2 separate regions of the Homo sapiens genome follow, and region 1 is linked to region 2. Evidence: chromatin loops called from intact Hi-C (ENCODE). Cell type or tissue: mammary epithelial cell. All regions are shown on one strand. Each heading gives the region's core, and the rest is flanking DNA. Links, peaks and the distances in the headings are about the cores only.

Region 1 (2,913 bases), core at 186-2,685, 250 kb before region 2:
GGAGCAACTGAAACTCATCCATTGCTAATGGGAGTGTGAAATAGTACAACCAGTTTTGAAAACTGCTTTGTACTTTCTTAGGCAGTTGAACGTAGGTCTACCCTGTGACTTAGCAATTCCATTTCTAGGTCTTTACCTTGGAAAAATGAAAATATAGATATGCTGTAAGACATTTAAAGGATGTTTGTAGGAGCTGATTTATAATATTCAACTATTGAAAATGATGTGAAAGTCATTTTATCAAAAGGAAAATGGATATACAAATTGTGGTATATGCATAAAATGGAATACTATTTAGCATGAAAATGGAATACTATTTAGCATAAAAAGCATGAACTGCTCTCACAGTCTCTCACACACACAAACATAGATGAATCTGTAATACATATGTTGAATTGAAGTCAGACAAAGGATTCCAGACCTAAAAGTTTCATTGTTTTTTATGAAGTTCAAGAAGAGATGAAATAACCCATGCTATTACAAATCAGAATAGTAGTAGCCTGTGGAGATTGGTGCAGACTGGCTTAAGAGGGGGTACCAAGATATTTTCTGGTAGAAATAGTCTACATCTTAATTAGGGTGGTAGTAACAGAGATTTATAAATTTGTCAAAAGCCAATCAATTCTACACTTAAAATGTGTGCATTTTACTCTATGTAATCTTACCTGAAATAAAACCCCTATAAAATAATAATTTGGCTTATAAGGTATGGTTAAAATTTCAGAAGTTCCCTGTTTAATACATTTTTTCTTTACTCCTGCATCTTCTTTCCTCTGGTTTGTGTGCTTTCTTTTTCCTGTGTGAAATCTTGGTGTCTTACTACTTTGTCTTTCCTTAATTTGGCCTCCCTTGCTTTACTGTATTGCTGCTGTGATGTAGTTGGTCCTGACCCTAGGTTAATGTGTGTGTTTTTGTCTTTGTTTAAAAAAAAGCTTAAATAGCAAAAATAAAAATTTGAAGACTAGAAAAAGCTTATAGAAAGAAGATACAAAGAAAGAAAAGATTTTTGTACATTTGTACAATGTGTTTATGTTTTAAGCTGCTTATTACAATAGTCAAATAGTTAAAACAAATTAAAAGTTTATGAAGTAAAAAAGTTACAGTAGGCCAGGCACAGTGGCTTACTCCTGTAATCCTAGCACTTTGGGAGGCCAAGTCGGACGATCCCTTGCATCCAGGAGTTCAAGACCAGCCTGGGCAACATAGTGAGACCCCTTCTCTACAAAAAATGCAGAAATTAGTTGGATGTGGTGGTGCGTGCCTGTAGTTCCAGCTCCTGCCTCGGGAGGAGCTTGAGCCAAGGAGATTGAGGCTGCAGTGAGCTATGATCATGCCACCACACTCAGCCTTGGTGACAGAGACCCTGTCTCAAAAAAAAAAAAAAAGTTACAGTAAACTAAGATTAATTTTTTATTGAAGCAGAAACATATTTTTTATAAATTTAGTGTAGCCTAAGTGTACAATTTTTATAAAATCTATAGTAGTGTACAAAAATGTCCTAGGCCTTCACATTCACTTACTCACTCACCCAGAGTAACTTCCAGTGCTATAAGCTCCATTCATGGTAAGTGCCCTGTACAGGTATACCATTTTTTATCTGTTATACCATATTTTCATACCTTTTCTATGTTTAGATGCACAAATACTTAACATCGTGTTACACTTGCCTACAGTATTCAGTACACTAACATGCTGTCCAGGTAGCTATACCATATAGCCTAGATGTGCAGTAGGCTATACCATCTAGGTTTGTATAAGTACATGCCATGTTTGCACAACAACAAAATAGCCTAATTATGCATTTCTCATAATGTATCTCCATTGTTAAGCAATGTATTCCTGTATCGTGAGTATTAACCAAAATGTGACACAGACACACCCAATGAGCACATGCTATTGGAAAAATGGCATCAATGGATTTGCTTGACACGGGGTTGCCACAAACCTTCAATATGTAGAAAACATATCTGTAAAATGTAATAAAATGAAGCTACAGTATGCCTATAGCTATTTTTTTGTTTTATATTTCTAAAAAGAGCGTTCTGATTTTAGCAAGTATGCTAGCCTTAGAATGTGAAATTAAAAGGTGAGAAATATTTGCTTAGGCTGTTTTCATTAGTTTACCATAGACATTGTTAGGAATGAAGGAACTGGGTTAAAAGGTAATAATTCTGTATATCAGCTAGTTCCTTTTTTATCTTTGTTAAGTATTTCCTTGTGTCAGACCTAAGTATTACTTAAAAAATATCTGTATCTCTGTTTGTTCAAAGTTCTAATATTATTTTTTAAATTTTTTTTATAAGTTTAGATGGGGTCTCACTGTGTTGCCCAAGCTGGTTTTGGATACCTGGCCTCACGTGATCCCTCCTGCCTCAACCTCCCAAAATGCTGGGACTATAGGCGTGAGCCAACATCTCTAGCCCAAAGTTCTAATTTTAAAATATCATTAACTTTTTCTGTAGTTCTAGCTGTTTGAGTTCCTTTTGCTATTGTACATGTATACATACAGTAAAAATTTGTTGACAACTGATTTATACTGCTTGAATTTGAATCCTGCTTATTAGCTACTTGACTTTAGAGGAGTTATTTATTATTCTTTCCTTTTGATTTTTTTCTCTTCAAAATGGTATAATAATATCTAACTCATAAGGCACACATCAAGATTAAATAATTTAATACATATATTTGGAACAGGGCCTGGTGCACACTTATTTCTCACCAAGAGTTGATTGACTATCATAAATAATATGCATGTTGGCTGGGTGGAGTGGCTCATGCCTGTAATCCCAGCACTTTGGGAGGCCAAGGCGGGTGAATCATCTGAGGTCAGAAGTTCAAGACCAGCCTGGGCAACATGGTGAAACCCCATCTCTAGTAAAAATACAAAAATTAGCTGAGCACGGTGGTGTGTGC
Region 2 (2,913 bases), core at 273-2,772:
CACGCCAGGCGGTATCCCAAGTCTCCACCCCAACCAGCCTCGGCAAAGCGCCCTTTGGGGGGAAATCGTTGATAGAGCAAATCACCTATGGACATGGGACCCCCTGAATCATCTGTTTCCCAACAAGTGGCTTTATTGTCCTAGGGGTTTTTGCCTATGGTGACTTTTTGTTGTTTATTGTATTTAGAAGTAGTGTTTTCTACCTGCTTGTAGCAACTGTAATGTTAAAAGGGAAGCAAACTCAGAGTTAAATAAGTTTTGGAAAAATAAAACTAAAAGTAGATCCATAACAGAAAGGGCTGGGAGGGGGTGCTATAATAATCTCAAAGTGCTATATGCATTTTATTTTAACATGACTTTACATGTACACCTTTGCAAGCTATTTAGAAACTCGCATTAATTTTGTCACCACTTTACAGTCCCCTGTTTGAAAAATTTGGTGACACAGTTTGTCAAAATAAATCTTTTTTTTTTTTCACATGCTGATGTTGCTGCCGATGATTTCAACGCCTGGCTTTGAGATTCCGTGAGTAGTCTTGAATAATTTAAAATTCGAAAATCAAATTCTACTTATTTTCTCTTAATGCTATTGTATTTCCTAATTCTCAGCTTTAACATGTAAGAAAGTACTTTCGCTAGGGGTCTTAATTGAATGGTGGGGTCGAGATGACTGCGTCAGAATTAAATCTCTGGAAGACCTCTGAGCTCCTTTTAAAATCATCAACAAGCGAAAATCCTTATCAATAGCGATGTGGGAATGCATTAGGTACAGTATTTTAAACATACAAAACCTAGGCATATTAAAAAGCACTCCTCTGGTAATTTAATAAGGAATAATGATGTCCTTAAGTTTATTTTAATCAGCAAGTATGACTCAATTTGAAAATATGAGAACAAATAGATTTAAATAGGAACACCCAGTAAACTATGGTATGCAAATAAACTCAGAGGTAAACTTGTGAATACATAAATCTAAATAAGTCAGTTACCATCAAAATATTACGTGATCCTATATTTTTCTGTCCACGTCTTAAAAGTATTTTTTACCTTGGGGCTTTATTTTCTTTCCCTCTTCCCAAGATTATCCAAGGCAGTTCCAATACGCGTTTTCAATAATGGTAATTAAACTTTTGGAGGGTAATCGCCAGCTGTTTCCAGAAAAATACTTTTAATAGGTGGTAGTCCTCCCTGTAACTGGTTTTCCCTGTAATCCTTTTGTGCACATTGTAAAAATAACCCCCATGAACGTGCCACCAAGGGGACAATGAAGAGAAACAGGTTCTCGGCCCAGAGTTGTGAAGAAGATTTTGGTCGCACTAGCGCCACCCAGCGGTTTTAGAGAAGGAGCACACTTCTCCCCAAATAGGGCTTTTGAAGAACAAGTTTTACAAAATTTAGAAATCGTTTCATTATTGAGACACCCAACTTGGCGGCAGAGCGCTTTAATCAGAAGACGTCTGCGAATTAAACGGTGGGACGAAGAGGTCGCCTTGTGGGTATGCTCCGGCTTTCTCAGAGTTGCTTCCAACTCGCACCGGCGCTCGCCCGCCCGCTGCACCCCGGGCCCGGCTCCTGCTCCCGCTCGCTGCTGGGAAGAGGCAAGCGCTTCCTAGAGCCGCTGTTTTCAAAGCCCGGAGTTTCCTAAAACTCCCTCTCCGGCTGCGAGAGTCGGGACAGAGCAGGGCAGCAGGTCCCGCTTCCAGGCCCGGCCAAGGCCCGGCCGGGGCCACACCGGCGGGCGGGCAGCGGTGGCACCGAGAAGGCGCCCCCGGCCCGCCTGCCTGCCTTGCCTGGCGCCCACCGCTCCCCGGCCTCCCCCGGCACGGGCTCCAGCGGCGCCCCACCGGCCGCCCGCCTCGCCTTGCCTCTCACCTCCTGCGTGTCTGCGTAGTAGCTGTTCCAGTCGCTGGTTTCATGCCCTTCCATCTTCACAGTTCCTAACATCCTGGAGCCACCCTGCCCAATACAACCATCCAGCCCTGTGCGAAGCGACGGGCGGCCGCGCGGCGCGGGGCGGGGGAGGGGAGCTGAGCAGCTGCAGTCACCCGAGCGCCCGCGCGGGCCCAACGCCACCCGGGCGAAGAGGAAGCCCAGAGCTGCGGGGCGCGGCGTGCGCGGCGGCGGCGGCGGCGCGGCGGGCGGGGGCAGCGCCGGGGGCAGGCGGCTGCCGCGGAGCGCGGCGCCGGGGAGCGCCTCCGCGGGAAGTGAGCGGGCTGCCTCTGCGAGGCAAGTGCAGTTGAGCTGATGTGGATCTTACGTCGCTTGAGTGCCCACCTCCTCGTCCTCTCCCCATTTGTCCGCCGCACAAAGACGCTCGCACCTACAAAGCCCGAGGTGCACCTGCAAGGCGGCCGCCCGCCAGTCCGGCCGCCGCGCCTCCCGCCCCGCCGCTTCACCGCTGCGCGCGACCCCTCCCCCGCGACCCCTCCCCCAAGCGGGGCCCTCACTTTGTTTGCAAAGCAGTGTAATTGGTTTAGGCCCGGAGGCTAGGGAAAGAGGGAAATGGGGAGGGAGGGGGTGTAACCCCCTTTGGAAAAAGAAAAAATAGGCGGGGCCAGGCGGGCGGGCGGGCTAGGGCTCTGGATCGGAACCTCGCAGCCGGAGAAGGCCGGGGGCGGTGGCGTCGGAGACTGGGCTTAGAGACCTTGTGGGATAACTGACCCCGGGGTCCCTCCCCAGAGGTACACGCCACCTTCCGAGCGCGGGCTGCGGCCCAGTCTCGCGCCCCTCCTGCTCTTTGCTTCCTCCCTCCTGATTCCTGACCCAAAGTTCAACCCCGGGAGACTGGAGAATACAGACTTTTTTTTTTCTTTCCTCCTGAGAGCTTCAGACTAGAAAAGGGAAAAAGCCCCACTTTTGCTTCGTCACTAGAAACCGGGTCATCTGAGTCAGCCGAGCCAAGTGACGTTAGGC

What was found. Hi-C counts contacts between places; a loop is a spot of excess contacts. Peaks named below come from ENCODE experiments on the same cell type or tissue, not always from the same donor. Only the 100,000 strongest peaks of a DNase experiment are listed, where the experiment ranks them.
Region 1: it touches region 2 in a loop (3-fold over the local background); 2 of 110 quality-filtered maps call a loop at or near these places.

The regions. Positions count from the first base shown.
Region 1 is chr14:37,339,324-37,342,236 of GRCh38, forward strand. All of the region lies in intron 9 of MIPOL1 (mirror-image polydactyly 1), which reads left to right. Among named protein-coding and RNA genes, the nearest start is that of MIPOL1, 140 kb to the left of the region's middle. In mammary epithelial cell, for the core only: a CTCF peak has its summit at 1,261; no DNase peak of the experiment used is centred there.
Region 2 is chr14:37,593,029-37,595,941 of GRCh38, forward strand. FOXA1 (forkhead box A1) reads right to left here and starts at 2,221. Exons shown (of 2, transcript NM_004496.5): 1 at 1,873-2,221. The coding sequence starts at 1,944. TTC6 (tetratricopeptide repeat domain 6) reads left to right here and starts at 2,601. Exons shown (of 33, transcript NM_001310135.5): 1 at 2,601-2,913. RefSeq lists enhancers at 2,157-2,913, 2,530-2,913. In mammary epithelial cell, for the core only: a CTCF peak has its summit at 1,336 (motif pointing left); DNase peaks (open chromatin) are centred at 1,323 and 1,573; H3K4me3 peaks cover 1,437 bases; H3K27ac peaks cover 1,022 bases; H3K27me3 peaks cover 110 bases.